Linked DNA regions of Homo sapiens: region 2 is linked to region 1. The links are chromatin loops, found by intact Hi-C in ENCODE. Cell type or tissue: heart left ventricle. All regions are shown on one strand. Region 1 overlaps TCF4 (transcription factor 4). Region 2 holds the start of MIR4529 (microRNA 4529).

Region 1 (8,000 bases):
AAAATTTTTTGTCTTGGTTTGTGTTTTAGGATGGACATGTCCCTTCTTTAGAAACAAGTCTGCTGTAAAATGGGTTGTATCCATCTCAGAGCTATTCTGCGTAGTCTTGATGTGGAAAAGGAAACAAATCTCCAAGAATAAAGTAGAGCACTAGGCATTTCCCATCTTCCTGTAGAGTGGTAGTTTAAACAGCAGGGGCACTGAGCAGAGCGATTGAGCCACCCAGCAAAGCTGAGCTGTAGCACCTGATCATTATCCCTCAGGTTTAAGATTTACCTGTTGTGCTCATTGTAACAAAAGAAATGAAATCTCTGTAATTATATTGGAAGGGGGAGGAGATCGTGTTTTAGTTCCTTTGATCTTGAGCTAGAATAGGCTCTGCTTTTGGAAATTTAATTTGAAAGAGCCCAACGTACACATCTGCTTTTTGTACTGCAATTTCTATTGAGCTTGAAAATAGAAATTTATTAATGCAAATGTGTAGAGTCTGTTCCTTGAGGAAAAGATATACTCATTCAAAACACAAGGTGATCCCTTCCTACATAGCTATGGAAGATGTTAATATGTTTTCTGTTTTTTTTTTTCCTTGACTTCAGATATGAGGTTCCTTGCTAACAAGGACTAAGCATAAAAATTATAGGATCCATTGGGGAATGGAAAGATTCATTCAATACTTAAAAGTTTCCAAAGGACAAATTCATTGGTGAAGAGCTGGGGGAAGCATACTGAATCCTCAAAAGAAAAAAAAAAAGCCAAAAACAAGTGCATCATCAAACCATTCTGAAAATATGTTTGAATTGATGATAGGGCCCATGCTAAGAGACAAAGCTTTCATTTCAACGAATCCAATCTGCCTAGTGTTGTGTAAAATTGCCTTTGCCTGTAAATGGAATGGCATGCAGATTTTAGGTAGGACACTTTCTCACCCAACTTAGCCTGTACTCTATTTCATTTTTTCCACCATTACATGAAGCTTCACATAAATGACAACTTGACTTAATCCTTAAAGTGGCTGGATTGTGTGGTCTATTTTGATTAAACTTTTTCTTGTTCTTAGTGTAAATTTTCAGTAATGCCTAAAATGTCATGAGCATTTTGGGACATAAATCCTTTAAGCTATTTTGCAGTCATATAGTTGTTCTTTGGAGGGTTTGAGTGCTTTCCTAAACTCCTTCTCATCTCTAAATAGGCAAAATAAATTATAAATTGTCGAGAACATTCAATCACTCTTCGGATGAGCAGGCATCTCCTAAAGCTGGGGAAAGTATCCATTTTCAATATTTTGAGTAAATATAGTTGATTCTTTATAATATTTGTACTGTATCAAAAGATCTCAAAAACTGTTATAAATTACCTAGACTTAAGGAAGAAGACATGATTAAATAATTCATTGGATCAATAAAACCAATCTGCTTTTTTCTGATGTGGTGTGATGAAGTTTTTTTTCAAATGGGGTAGGTGGGCCTCAGTGCTGTGTATTATCCTTTTGATTCTATTGGTTACTGTCTTTCTCTGCTCCCCCCTTAGTTGTTGTTTGATATTTTTGTGCTTTTTGTTTGTTTTGTTTTAAAGAAAGGAAAGCTGCAAGCCATAGAAAGTTAGGCTGTGAGTTAGGAATTCTGAGTTTAAAGCAGGGAGCCTGTCCCTAACTTTGTGTTTAAGTTGGTGTTTCAGTTATGTTGCCAGTGTAAGCTTGTGACCCTTACAAATGTACAATTTCATTTGGGTTCAGTGATTCCTGGATGAGTTTGTGATATAGGATGCCAAAGGCTGTGGAATTTCTTTAAGACACAAAATCTTGAGACAGAGCTGATTCCTTGGAAGCTTGTGGGTAACTAGAGTCTCATGTTAACTAATCTGGAGGGGGCTAAGAAAAGTCTTCCTACCCACTTCCAATTAATTAATTTCTAACATTTCCATCTAATCATGACTTTGTCGAGTGACACACATCTTTTTTCCTCACAGGCAAGAAACTCACACACAAAATTTCTATTTCTAATGGCAGACAGTTGGGGTGCCGCAGCCAAGCAGTCACCCTTAAAAATTAATGAGCGTAATGATGGTTAGAAAAGCGATTCTGATGGTGGTTGGAGAGGGAGGGGCCATGGGGATGGCAGAAGGAGGAAGACCGGACTCCTCATAAGTGACAATGATGTGAGCCCCTGTCCTCATCTCCCCTCCCATCCCCCCTTCCGCCCAGTCACCACCCCTTCCATCCTCCTCTCTTTACAGGAGCCAAAGCAGATAGAAAGACAGGGCGATTATGAAGACGTCAGTTGGAGTGTAGGCAGGCGAGAGGGGCGCAGCGCCCCAGATGAGGTCCGGGGGGAGCTGAGGAGGGTCACTCATGGACGACCGTGTGTGTGTGTCTGACAGACTGTGAAATGGTGCGTTGTTGCACGGCTGCGCTGCACCTGGGCCCTTCATCTGTGATTGATTGGTTTGGTCATGTGTAATGGTCCCATCTGCTCTGTGTTGTTTTTCTTTTTTTACTTATAAACACCGTTCCCAGAGGCTGAGAGAGGATGAGCTATGTTTTGTCATCTTCACTTACACTTTAGCTCAAAAAAGTGGTCAAGTAGGTAAGCTCTAAAGTCTGTCCAAGTAATGTAGTAGGAAAGTACGGTTTTTCCCCTTTGCTTGATTGTGTGTGTGTGTGTGTGTGTGTGTGTGCGCGCGCGCGTGTGCCTCTCCTGCGCACGCGTGTGTGCGTGGAGTTTTAATGCTGCCTGTTAATATCTGAATAGTTCGTGAACCACGGAAGACCAAAATATCGCAGAAATGATTTGCACAACTCTGTGTATTGTGACTCTTACTGCAGTGAGGATTTTTTTTTGTAACGGAGCCAATACTTAATTAAAACCGCTGACATCATGGTGTTATAATTAAGCGTGGCATTAATTAAGCTGGAATAACGATTTTTTTTTATTAAGAACTGCTTCTATTGTATAAGACCATTATCGCCTAAAAACAAAATAATTTTAAGGCAAAAATAAATTTGCTTTAACCTAGCCCTTTTCAACTTCCCCCAAAGTCCGGCCTCAGGACTGTCATCATCAGGGCTCCGAGTCTGTGTGTGCGTGTGTGTGTGAGCATGTGCGTGTGTGTGTGTGTGTTTGGTGGTGTTGGGTTGGGGGAGAGTGGAAGTGAAATTTGTTTTTTTTCACCCAAAAATGCTGATCGGCTCCTGGCATTCTGATGGCTAATTATGCATCGGAGAGCTTCGACAGCTGCATTCATCATCATAAAATGTAATAATTAATGACATTCCAACAAAGAAAAATATGCAAATGAGGACTCATTAGCATTTTCATATTCAGCTTTGATAATGCTTTTGCTGACAAGGTTGTAATTAATGAAAATTCATGTCGCAGTCAGGAGATTGGATCGGTTTCATTCCGCTCACAATTCCCAAATGCTTGCATTATGGAAAATCGGCGGCTCTGCCAACTTTTCAGGGAAGAAAAAAACACACACACACACTAAAAGCACCAGATGCAAATTAATGGTAGGGAGTCTTTAACTCTTTAAACCACCCCCCTAAATTTCCATCATAGGAAACATGTGATGAGTGTTAGCCTAAGAACTAGATTCTCTTTTTTTTAATAATAGGAAAGTACTTTTATTTGTGACCCAAGTATGAGAATTTCTGGCAAACTTTTTTTTTAATATTAAAAAAAACCCCCCAAACCCTCCACCTTTTCCCTTCTTTCCTTTTCCCTTTCAAGACTATTTAAATGTACATAGTAAAACATGTTAGGACAGCCAAGCCCCAGCATGTTGTGTTCTGTCCTCTGGCTGGCAGATTCACGCCACAACAGTTTATTCATCCACATGCTTTTTGGCGACTCTTCATCACGTATTTGGGCTTAGATCTTCTGGTGCCTCCCTCGGCGTGCTACCCATAAGGTCGAAAGAAAAGCAAGTATTCGATTTCTCTATTCAGGGTGGGTTTTTTTTTTTTTTTTTTTTTTTGGATGATAGTGGTTTTTTTTTTTTTGTGCTTTTTCTTTTTAATCTATTCCCTTTGTGGTTTAGTGTAAGAGTTTGAGAATGTGCCCATAATTCTCTCACTCAACACTTCTGGTTTAGTGTTGTTCTTCAAATGTAATTTTAGGAGACACTCTGCAATCAAAATGGAAACCCAGAAACCCCAGAGCAGAGATATCGACAAATATTTAACACAGAGAGCTGTTAATTTATGAAAGCCTCTGTGTGTTGCTTTCAAAATGTGGAACTTTAGGTTGGCAAATGTACACTTGATGCCAACCTGGTACCATGTTTGACAGACAAGCCTGAAGTTAAACTGAAAGTTCTATCTGGCCCTCAAGGTTAGAAAGAAAAACTTAAACAGAGTCTGACTTCATTTTCTATTTGATCTTTAGGTTAAAAAATGATGATTATTAAAACTGGTCTTTTTGCTGAGGCAGATGTTTTAATAAAAGGTTTGTATAATGATTAAGAAAAAGGGAAAATAGAAGTGTACTTCTTTATAAATTATAACGTTTATAAGCATTTTCACTCTCAGATGAATAAAATGACTTCTGGGAGTTCCTAAGATGCAGTTTCCTGTTTATTTAAAGTTAAATTGTAATTCCCAAAGTTGCTAGCCCAGCATAAATAAAGATTATAATACGCCTTGTTAAGGGAAGAGAGAAACTTTGATATGCGGGGCCTTATTTTTTAGAGTATTTCAGTAAAACAGAAAGAATCATCAGTTATTTCACGAAAATTTTAAAATAAATCTTTTTTCCCTTGTATGTGATTAAGAATGACTGGGTTTCATTCCTTGTTAAACTCTTGGGGTTCCAAGAAACAGAATTTTATTTCAATCTCTTGCTTCTTCCAACTTTTATTTTGTCACAGTTTGTACATGAACCTGTGTGTGTGTACACAGGCATGTGTGTAAATGTGTGTGTGTCCATGTCTAAAGATTATGGTGGCTCTGTCCTCTCTCCTGTAAAATCTATTGTGGTAAAATAGCAGGCAAAAGAAGGTTTTACTTTTTTTTTTTCCTTTTAGTTTATTTCTTTTTTTGTGTGGGCAAACTGCCCATCCAGATGGTAGAATTTCACCTGTAAGCAATCTGAAACGATAGGTTAATTCTGACATTTTATAGAGCTTTTTTTATTTTCTTTTCACACAGTACAACTAAGTGCAGAATAACTGCTCAAGATAATGTTTCTTTTTTTTTTTTTTTTCTTTTAAAGCGCTTTCTGCTGTGATTGGTTCTTTTTTCCCCCAAATCTGAATTTGGGGCTCATTTAAAAATCTGTGGCTTTAGGCACTTTGCTGTTATTGTCAAAACCACATCTAATGAAATCTTTGACCAGCTTCTAATATGTGTAAATGAGGAAGTGATGGCAGAAGTGAAAAAGCAGGTTAGTCGCCGAGAAGCAGATCCTTGTAATTTTATAACGCTGAACGTTCCACTGGCTTTGATAAATTTACTGTTAGTTTTCTCCTCCCACCAAATTCACAGATGTATACCAACTCATAACTTCCCAAGTAATGCCTAGCATGGTATTAGCCCCCGGAATCCTGGGACTTGCTTTTGTTGTCAGTGTGGTTAGCCTCTGGTGGCTTATGTGACTGAGTAAACTGGAGAAAAACTTCAGGGTGATTCGTTGTCCCGTGATCAAGGAATCCCATTATTTCCAAAAGCGGGTTAGAAGATGTTTTTGGAGTAGAGTGTGGAAGGGAAAGGGAGTATTGGAGATTGTTTTTACACATAATCATGGTAATCATGCTGTGTTGACAAGTTAGTTTTGAATGTGCCACCTTCTTGTTTTTATTTCTAGAAAACCTTCATTTTCATGAATTATTTCTTGAGCTGATGATAAAGATGACTTTAGAGACATCTTCTCCCCTGGTGTATTCCTTTAGGGAAACGTTTTTGAAAGTGTTTCCCTTTATTATACCTGTAAGGCTTGGGACCTTTGTCATGGCATTGTTTGTTGTTTTTTCCGTTTCCTGTTTTGCACGTGTTAATTCCTGTGGGCATTTTCTTTTTAAAGTGATGGGATTTCCACTGTCCAGCAGCAAGCCACATTTACTGGAGTTATTGAACTCTGTAATAGGAAACCTGTGGGTGATCAGTTTTACCCTCCCTAGAAGATACTGCTTCAGTCAATGAGAATTACAGCCCCATGACTGAGAATTTTAAAGAAGGGGTTCCACTAAGACACCCAGATGTTTTGTTTCAGGTGTTGCAACAAAATCAACATTTGTTTGTGGGCAGCGAAGCCAGTGTTCCTGCCAGTATTCCCGTTCAGTCGCTTCTCATATTTCCCTTGCAAACTTTCCCATTGGTTGGGGTCTGTGGAGAGATTTCAGTGGCTGGCTGGTGGAAATGTTTGGGAGAACATTTGCGTATCAAAGCAACCTAAATATTTGCAAAAATGTTTGCTTGAGAAAAAAGAATCCACTTAGGATTAGGAAGTAACTGCTTAAACATTTTAAAAGCATTTGTGATTTCCCTAAGTATATTACTCATGAGCCACTGCCTAACCTGAATTTCAGGGGTCACTCTGGAATCTGTATATTTAAAAACCCTATAAGATAATAAAGGTTTTGCTTTATGATTAAGATCTGAATCCATACATTAAAATGAAAAAACACTTGACAAGACAAAATATATTTTAAGAATTGTTTATCATTTAGTGAACCTGCAAAACAAAAGGTGTAAAGAAAGGGCCTCATGAAATGGTTGGATGTTGAATACCTCTAACGTCATTCTTTCCCTCTACTGTAGATTTTTTGTTGGTAAAACCCAATTGTATTGCTATGATATGACATTCCTTCTGTTGGAGTCCATAAGCTTTCTTCCAGTGGTAATGATTTGAATGTCAGATCTTTTTCTTGAGTTTAATGTAGGCATTTTCTGTCCACATTATTAAAGTTTCAGCTACATTTTACTGATGGTTTGGAAACAGTATGTGTAAAACTCAGTGTAGGCCAATTTTTCCAATTTGTTAACAAGGTAGGAGTTGAGCATTGACAATTACTGTACTTAAAAGCCCCTCGGATCAGGTGTTATTTTACCATCTGGACATTTTAATTAGTAATAAAAGTGTGGATCTGGATACACAGAAATAGGATCTACAGTACACAATGGCCCAATGCACTCTGTTGGTGCTGAGGTGTATGTGGCTACATTTTATAAATATGTATGTATGTGTGTGTGTGGGCAAGTGTAATTATGTGCCAGGTGTGTCCTTTTTCAAACTGGGCACTAACACAACACCAAAGAATTTGGCTACTTTTCTTAGATAAAAAGTAAAAATGTATAATCTATAAACTTGCACATAAGTAAAACTGTATCTTTTTAATGCTCCTACTTCCTCAAGTATGGCATGACAAAATATAATGCTGACATTTAGGTAGGCCTGGGCAAAAGATGTGACTCTTCTCTTTCATAGCTGTGTGCTCTAAGGCAAATAAATTAACCACCAAGTATCCCTTTTTTCTCATATTCAGAATGAAAGTATAAATGATAATTGTTATGGTATCTACCTAACAGGATTATGAGGAAGCTCATTTGAGCATGTATGTTGAAAAGCACTTAATGAAATATAAGGAGTCATAACAGTTCTTAACAATTGATTGTTAATACAGGATGCAGATGACCAATTCATACCCCACATACCATCTTTTATAATTCAGTAAATCATCTCATATTTAAAAATAAGGGAGATGCAAATATAATGTTACATTAGATTATTAACAAATGATAAGTTTAAGACCACCAGAAAAAAATGTGTTCATAAGTTTCAACATAAAGCAAAATGACTCATTCTTATAAAGTATATACAGGCTCATTGACGCAATGTTATCCTTAATTAAGGCAAAAGCGATGCATTTGAGGGAAATAGTGACCCTCTGGAGAAATAGAGAATGAAAATAGTTTAGGGAAATGAATCTTAACATCTTCTCTTTTGGAAAAATTCATGCATGTTTCTCTTAATCATTATGAATTTCATGTTTGCAAACCAGTGTGA
Region 2 (8,000 bases), 56 kb before region 1:
AACCTGTGGTTGTCTCACTACTGTATACTCTACTCCTTCCCCAGTGTGTGCTATCTGTGTGATTTGTGTGGGATCACTACATCCCTGGTGGACTACTGTGACTGGACTAAAACAATCAAGGTAATCCTATCCCTCTCATCACGGTGATTAATTCGGGTCATCCAGGCCTAAGCAAATCCATGCATGGTATTTTTTGGCTTTAGGGATTGTTCCATGATGGTCCCAATCAGGACAAAGTTCAGCAGGAATTTTGCTCTTTTATAGACTGAACTTGCTGCCATTGAAAGTCAATGAGGAAGCAAGTAGATCTGGAATCCTATGACCATGAGAGAAGCCTGCTTTAGGGTGAAGTTGACATGGAAGTGTCAGAGGTGAGGGGTACAAAGAACCATTTTGTCCTTGCTAATATAGTAGATCCACTGTATCTCAGATTGCACCTGATACCTGTTGAAGTTTTCAGGCTTTTCTCACCCCTAGGCCCTTCTCCAATCCTGATGCTAGCTGTTGACAACAGTCATTATTAAATAAATATCAGAAACCTCATCTGAATTCAAGGAATCTCCCAGCTCTTTCTAAACCCATACTTGCTCATTGTAACTGTAGCTCAGGCCAAGATGGAATAGACTACCTTGGTGAGGACAGGTGTATGAAGAATCACTGATTTAAAGATTGTTCATAACGTATCGCAGTCATTAGGCATAAGTCTATTTCTTGAGACATTGTAAGGGATTATTCTTGGAAGGACATAGGTCCAAAATGTTGAATTGGACGTCTAGGAGTCAGGGTGGTAAAAATGAAGTATATATTGATTAAGTGGAGAGTTACATGAGTAGAGAAGCAAAATGAAGCCGAGTAGAAAATTAAAGGTTTTGGGAGGAGTACTGCCTGAATTTAGATGTTTTTAAAGTACAGCTTTCTGTCTTCATGGGAATATCTTTTCGATATACTGAGAAAAAGAAATCCAGGTGTTCTTCACTTTTGTAAGCATCCTGGTTTTTCGTGCAGGGAGCACAGACAACAGGATTTCTTGCCAATCAGTTACCATTGTGAGGCCTGATTTTTCATCTGTAAAATGAGGATAATACAGTCTACCTGAGTAATGGCTGTGAAAGTTAAATGAAGCAATTTGAGTACAAATACCTCACAATGAATGATTGTTTTCATTGATGTGGTGGTAAATGTTTAATAACCTCTTTTTCAAAGAATAAAAGCCGTTATTGGTCATTTTTGCCAATTTCCATGGTGTAAATACTTCCAACATTGTGCCAGTTCCGAGTTACCAGTGTGTTACAAAATTGAAATGGAGTTAGAGAAATACACATATAATGCCGGAGAGCTCACCAGGATGCCACTGCTTTCTTTCCTTCTTTCCAAATTACATACATCCCAGATTTTTTTTTTTTTTTTTTTTTTTTTTGAGATGGAGTCTTGCTCTGTTGCCCAGGTTGGAGTGCAGTGGCACAGTCTTGGCTCACTGCAGCCTCCGCCTTCCATGTTCAAGTGATTCTCCTGCCTCAGCCTCCCAAGTAGCTAGGATTACAGGTGCCTGCCACCACGCCCAGCAATTTTTTGTATTTTTAGTAGAGACAGAGTTTTACCATATTGCCTAGGCTGGTCTCAAACTCCTGGCCTCAAGTGATACACCCTCCTCAGCCTCCCGAAGTGTTGGGATTACAGGCGTGAGCCACTGCACCCGGCCCATAAGCCACCACGCCTGGCCTATGCCAGATTTTGTACAAAGTAAAATCAATCCTTGTCCCCCACCACTGTGATACTAGGGTTTGTTTGATTTTAGTGACATCTGTATTAGGGTTGACACAGAATTAATAACTGAATCAATAAAGAGACCGGGAACAGGGCCACGCCTTACACAAGGTGACATGAAAAATGTTGAGGTGTAGCAGTTTATTCCCTTAGGTTAATCATGAACCTTTCTGTTAGGCCCCTTTGAAATTTAGTATCACTCTGTCCTAAATCACCAGTACCTTGCAAGTGTTGATTCTAGCCCATATAACTCACCTTTCTCAAAAATTCTGCTATGTTTGTTTTAGTAACCAAATACTGTATTTTATTTTCGTAAGATTTTCTTCCCAATCTAGATTATATATTTCAGAGAGAAAGCGTCCTATTTTATGTACATTTTGTATCCTTTTGGTGTCAAATATCATGCTATGACCATAACAGTAAGTGTAATACACATAATATCCTCCCCCCGCCCCCCCGCTTTTTTTTTTTTTTTTTTTTGGAGTTCCTACTGTGTTCCAGGTTCCATGGTAACATTTTCCTTGTTATCTGTAATCATCACAACAGTACTGGAGGGTAAATACGGTCATTCCCATTTTACAGATGAGGATACATTCAATGTGAGATGTTAAAGATGTTCTTCAGAATTTCCCAGGTAGCAGGCAGCTCATGGTATTCAAAAGGTAATGGTTAAGAGAAAGAATGGATAATGAATATCTTGTGTCTATTTTCTTGAGACAGACGAGACTGAGCAGCCTGAGAACATTTGGTGCTCAGAGGGAGGAAATGCTAAGAGGGGAAAACAAGTCTGAAAGGGAAAGAAGGATAGTTCAAAGACCAGTTTCCCCTGCTTCAGAATTCTGACTGGTGCCAGCTCTAACTGCGTATGTTTGCTTTACTTGGAAGATAGAATCATAGTGCCAGAATTCACGGAAGTCTGTTTTGGAAGATGCATTAGTCAGGGTATGCTAATTGCTGGAACAAACAATCCCCAAACTTCAGTAGCTTAACACTGCAGAGGGTTATTACCCTCCGGTGTCACAGAGCAACGTGGGTGGGCTCTGGTCCTAGCCTGGCTTCTTCCATGGCTCAGGTCTGCTATCCCCTAGGACCTTGGAGTTCACTAGATATTGGCATCAGGCTGATCAAAGAGGAAAAGGAGAGTGGTGCATAGACGATTACATGGGAAATTTTAAGGGCCAGGTCTGGACAAGGCAAGTATTACTTCTGCTCACATTTTATTGGCCAAATCCTAGTCATATGATCCCATGACTGCAAAGGAAGATGGGGAATTTCAGATTCCTAGGTGGTCACGGGCAGAAAGAGATGGGGATTGGTGAAAACATAGCCTGGCTTTAGCCACAGAGGGTTACACCAGAGGCCTGCAAGTTTGGTGACCACTAGTTTTCAGAGGTATTGGGTATTTGATAAAATCCAGTGTCTTCCAGAGGTTGAGCATGAGCCACATATAAATAACTTTCCCAGTGACGGGCCATCAGCAGTCCAATGAAGACATTGGGTCTTCATGTCTTCATTGGACTGCTGATGGCCTGTCATTGGGGAAGTTATTTACCTTCTCTGAGGAGAAAATAATAACTTGCATTTCAGAGTGGTTTGGGACACTAAAGGAAATCAGAAGATGGAACTGATTTGTTAACTAGAAATGGACATAAGTATTGGTTACAGGTTTAAAATGAAACTTGCAATGTTTGAGGAAGAAAGGGAAAATGTTAATGCAAAAACAAAAAAGGTAAAGAAATGGTGGGAAGTAGATTATTGGCACTTTTTCTTTGGAAACCCATTGCCATATTTCATGTAATTAAACTTCATTCCTTTTAATGAAACAATTCTTCTAAATAATACAGAGATTTCCCACCAATATAATATTTAACATTTATAATTTTCACCTTAAAGTTTGAACATTTTTAATTTTAAAACTGTTTGTTGCAGTTTAAATCTCCTTATGCCACAGAACTGTGGACTTTCTCTGGTTGCAAAATTCTTTACAGTGTCTTGAATTGAAAAGGGCTTAAGTAAAAAAAGCTGGGGGAAGTGGGGGCCTTTTACAAACAAATTACAACTCATTTGGTACAATAAGGATAATTCATTTTGTCTTGTTTTGCATGGCTGTATATTGTTTTGAATTCATTCTGCATTTCGGAAGCTTGCAGTATTTCTTTTCTGTAGGTTTCTTACTTGTAACTGCAGATTTCGCGGTTTCTTTTGTGTACCACTTGCCTCCCAGAATTTGGCCCAACAGTTTTGAGTAGCTGAACAATTTATCGGGGACAGATCAGCTGAAATGTGGCTCAACTTGAGTAAAGCAGAAGGAATGACATAAGGTTAGGTGACTGATGTGTGAGTTTTTGAATTTGATTTGGTTTTACATGGAAAGGTTGAAGCAATGATCCATGTATTCTAATAAAAATCATCAGTACAAATCAAATAAAATCTGGCTTAGTGGCTATTTTCCCACTGTATCACTCATGGCTAGCCTGTGCTGTTACAGACCACATTTGGCAGGCACGGCTTTTTCCTACAACAAATCTTAAAGTAACATTGCAATCTTTGCTGTGTTAAAAAGGCATCTTTTCTAATCAAACTGTCTGCTAATCTCATCAGATAAATCATTATTCTCTACTGACAGCTCCGGCTTTCCCGGAACCCCTTCCCTGCTTCTTGTTTTCTCTCAAGATGTCTGGTTATCGTCATTCTTCAGGTCTTTGCCTCTATCTCCTTTCACACTAATGACATATCTTCCATTCCTGAGGAAGAGTTACAGCTTTTTACCATTCCACTTACTGAATTGGTAAGACCAGTACCTCAGAGCAGCTCATCTCTTTCTGACCGGTATTCCACTAGTTATCAGATGGGCAAAAGGCAGGATGCATCCAAGTTGCAGACCTACTAGAACCAAAAATGCCTATTCCCAGGAATTTGATGTGATTAAACCTAAGAAATCATCAGTTGATGCGTTCTCATCTCTTTCAGCTGGACTAGTAAAGTAAGGCAGATGTATTTTCACTACTTCAGTAGTGAACATGTTTTATAGAACCTGAAAGTGAAAGTAAGGGAAGCAGCATGGTTTAGAGGAAACCTTGGTCCATTTTTCCGTCATAGACCTGTCCTGCTAGCAAAGTCCTGGGCGTTTCTTAAACTGATGGCAACTGCGTGTGCCCTGGTGGTGAAATGGTGTTGCAGTATGCCTGGGCACTGCCCTGTGAAAAAGGACACACAGAGGGGAGACTCACAGTTTTGTTTTCATTGCTGACATGGTTTAAAAATGTACGTTGCTAGCTGTGAAAACTCAGTCATTATAACACCGTACACCTTTCTTCTTTCAGCAAGTATTCCTTGTGAACATTAGCAAGTATTCTATTCTCTGTTAGAATTAAACAGGTAATCGTAATAGCATGAAAGGGTGAAAGTATGTCTTATGCAAAATAGCCTCTTTTATATAGGGCATCTACCAATTTTCTTGTGATTTTTGTTTTTTCCTCTTTTGAAAAATGATTTTAGTCTGCTCGTGTTTAGGTAGGTAACTTCTCTTGATCCCAATTTTATACTTTAAATGATCCCAGATATTGCATTTTAAATGAGATGAGTATATAAAAAATAGGAAGCAGAAAGCATAATTAAAAATTGTGGTTACATTATCGTGAGACCAAATGACCAGTCAGACTCCTCTGACCAATTTCATAGAAAATAAGGAGGTATCATTTGAACAAGTTGTAACATATGGGAACTGTTTTAAACACCATCATTGATATCAAGAAACTATTAGGAAATGCAAGTTTGTGTATCGTGTGTGTGTGTATGCTGATTTTACACACACAGGCACATGCACACACATGCACACACACATTTATAAGCCCAAGTAAGAGAAACCTTTGCCAATGTCTGCCAGGCATTTGGCTGAAGTGGAATTGTGAGGAACATTTTCTCAGCCTTTATAAATCACAGTTGAAATATGTCAGCACTGTTCAGTTTATAAAATGACAAGGGCTGTAGGCTGGGCATGGTGGCTCACGCCTATAATCCCAGCATTTTGGGAGGCTGAGGTGGGAGGATTGCCTGAGCCCAGGAGTCGGAGATCAACCTGAGCAACATAGTGAGACCCTGTCTCTACAAAAAATTCACTGGGTGTGGTGGTGTGTGCCTGTGGTCCCAGCTACTCAGGAGGGTGAGGTGGGAGGATTGCTTGAGTCTGGGAGGTTGAGGTTGCAGCGAGCCCTGATCGCACCACTGCACTACATATACCCTAGATGAAGAGCAGGACCCCATCTCAAAAAAAAACAAAAACAAAAAACAAAAAACAAAAAAACAACGAGGGCTTCATCTAAAGGTTAAAGGGACTGTTTCTACCTTATATTGATTATAACAAGTTAACTCACTCAATATTGTATGGTATGCTTATGCTGTATTGAATGGCAAAGTTCCTCTCACAGTCTTTTTTGGGGTCACCCTTCACTCTTCACTTTGTGAGGTGGCTAGTTCATTTGTATACCTGCTCTCTAAATGTGGGAATATATTCTTTTAAAAGTGGCAACTCAACTTATCTCCCCCTTCTAAAATATTTTAGATGTTTCCAATTTTTTTTTTTGTACGTCAGCCCATGGAAACCACACTAAATTTTTCTGTGTCATGAGTATGCTTGTCTCTGCATTTGAATTTAATTGGGAAGTGCCTCTGAAATGGCAGGTCTCCTTTTTACACAGTGGTTTACAGAATGTGGTGGGAGGAGGCACCAAATAGCCTGTTAGGATAGCATGGCTCCAAAACTGATTCTTTAACTTGCCTTTATACATTGCATTAATTCACAAGTGGATCAGTCCATCTTGTCTTCATCTTGGCCAAATTCCTTCAAAATTAATAGTAAAATATGCCTAAATATATTCTTGTTCCTGCCCTCCCCACTCCCACCTAGGTCACAGGGCTACAACTAATCATTGTCTCCATTGAAATGTCACTAGATGATCAACGATTGAAGAATATTTCTTACCAATTCAAATAGAACAGAAACTTCAGTCAAGTTTAGCATTTATTGCCCTACATTTCTGCGGCTGTCAAAACCAGTTGATCAGAGACGTGAAGATATGTAAGGAAATAGGAAGCTGTGATGGGTTATCGCTTGTCTAAGAGTGGTACAAGTGAGACTTGAGGGCATTATCACTTTTTACCTTATACATTTTTGTATTTTAATTTTTTTCAATAAGCACATACTTAAAAATTAGTTTGAATGTTCTTAACGAATCTTTCCATAGGTTACTGATTAGTTCAACAGGGACAAATTATAATCATACATTGCAGAATTTGCATGCCACTTTGACCAGGTGATCAAAATTGGCATAGCACATGAGGGGCAGACCAACATGCCATCAAGGGGCTCTGGAAGTGATGTCCTGGGAAGGACACCAGACCACTATTGTAGTATTATATCCACTGGAATATAATCATGAGGAAGCATCTGATCCTCCCAAATTGAGAAACATTTCCATAAAATAACTGGCCTGTATTCTTCCAAAATTCTAATATCACAGAAGGAAAAGGCTGAGGAATTATGTCTGATTCAAATGGATAAAAGAGATAGACAATTCAGTGCAGTGCATGATCCTGGACTTTGTCTTCTACCGGAGAGGGAGGAAGTTCCCTATTGGAATATGGATTATGGATTGGATCTAAGTACCCACAGTATATTTTCTGATTTTGATAATAGTACTGTTTTTGTTCTTAGGAAGTGCACACAGAAGTACTAAGGTGCAAAAGGATATAATTGATGCAACTTACACATGGTTCAGAAGCAACATATTATATAATTATAACTGCACTGTAATTGAAAACTTTTAAAATTAGCCTGGTGTGGCAGTCCCAGCTACTTGGGAGGCTGAATTGGGAGGATCTCCTAAGCCTAGGAGGTTGCGGCTGTGGTGAGCTGTGTTTGTGCCACTGGACTCCAGCCTGTGTGACAGAACGAGACCCTGTCTCAAAAACAAACAAACAAAACAAACAAAAACCCCAAAACTTAAAAAAAATAAAAATGTAAAATATGGGAAGAATGAAAAAATTATACATTTTCCTTGACTTCAACCCTTGATCTTTTCTTGATCAGTTCCCAGGTGGGGTTAGGATATCTGTGTTTTTTATGAGGTTCCTTGGAGTATTTGGGTGGTCAGCCACCATTTGGAGATCACCATGTAGTGCCTAGATTATAAATTATCCTTTTAGAAAGAGTTGCTGGAATCATTTCAAGATTGGTC

Evidence for each region. Peaks named below come from ENCODE experiments on the same cell type or tissue, not always from the same donor. Only the 100,000 strongest peaks of a DNase experiment are listed, where the experiment ranks them.
Region 2: a loop joins it to region 1, with 1.9 times the contacts of the local background. A loop is called at or near these places in 18 of 110 quality-filtered maps.

The regions. Positions count from the first base shown.
Region 1 is chr18:55,418,101-55,426,100 of GRCh38, reverse strand. All of the region lies in intron 5 of TCF4 (transcription factor 4), which reads left to right. Among named protein-coding and RNA genes, the nearest start is that of TCF4-AS1, 30 kb to the left of the region's middle. RefSeq lists an enhancer at 2,253-3,707. In heart left ventricle, no CTCF peak of the experiment used is centred here; a DNase peak (open chromatin) is centred at 3,080; H3K4me3 peaks cover 4,499 bases; H3K27ac peaks cover 6,144 bases.
Region 2 is chr18:55,474,521-55,482,520 of GRCh38, reverse strand. The region is part of intron 3 of TCF4 (transcription factor 4); the gene reads left to right. All of the region lies in intron 1 of TCF4-AS1 (TCF4 antisense RNA 1), which reads right to left. MIR4529 (microRNA 4529) reads right to left here and starts at 3,300; the gene lies at 3,223-3,300. In heart left ventricle, a CTCF peak has its summit at 4,974; no DNase peak of the experiment used is centred here; H3K4me3 peaks cover 1,997 bases; H3K27ac peaks cover 3,702 bases.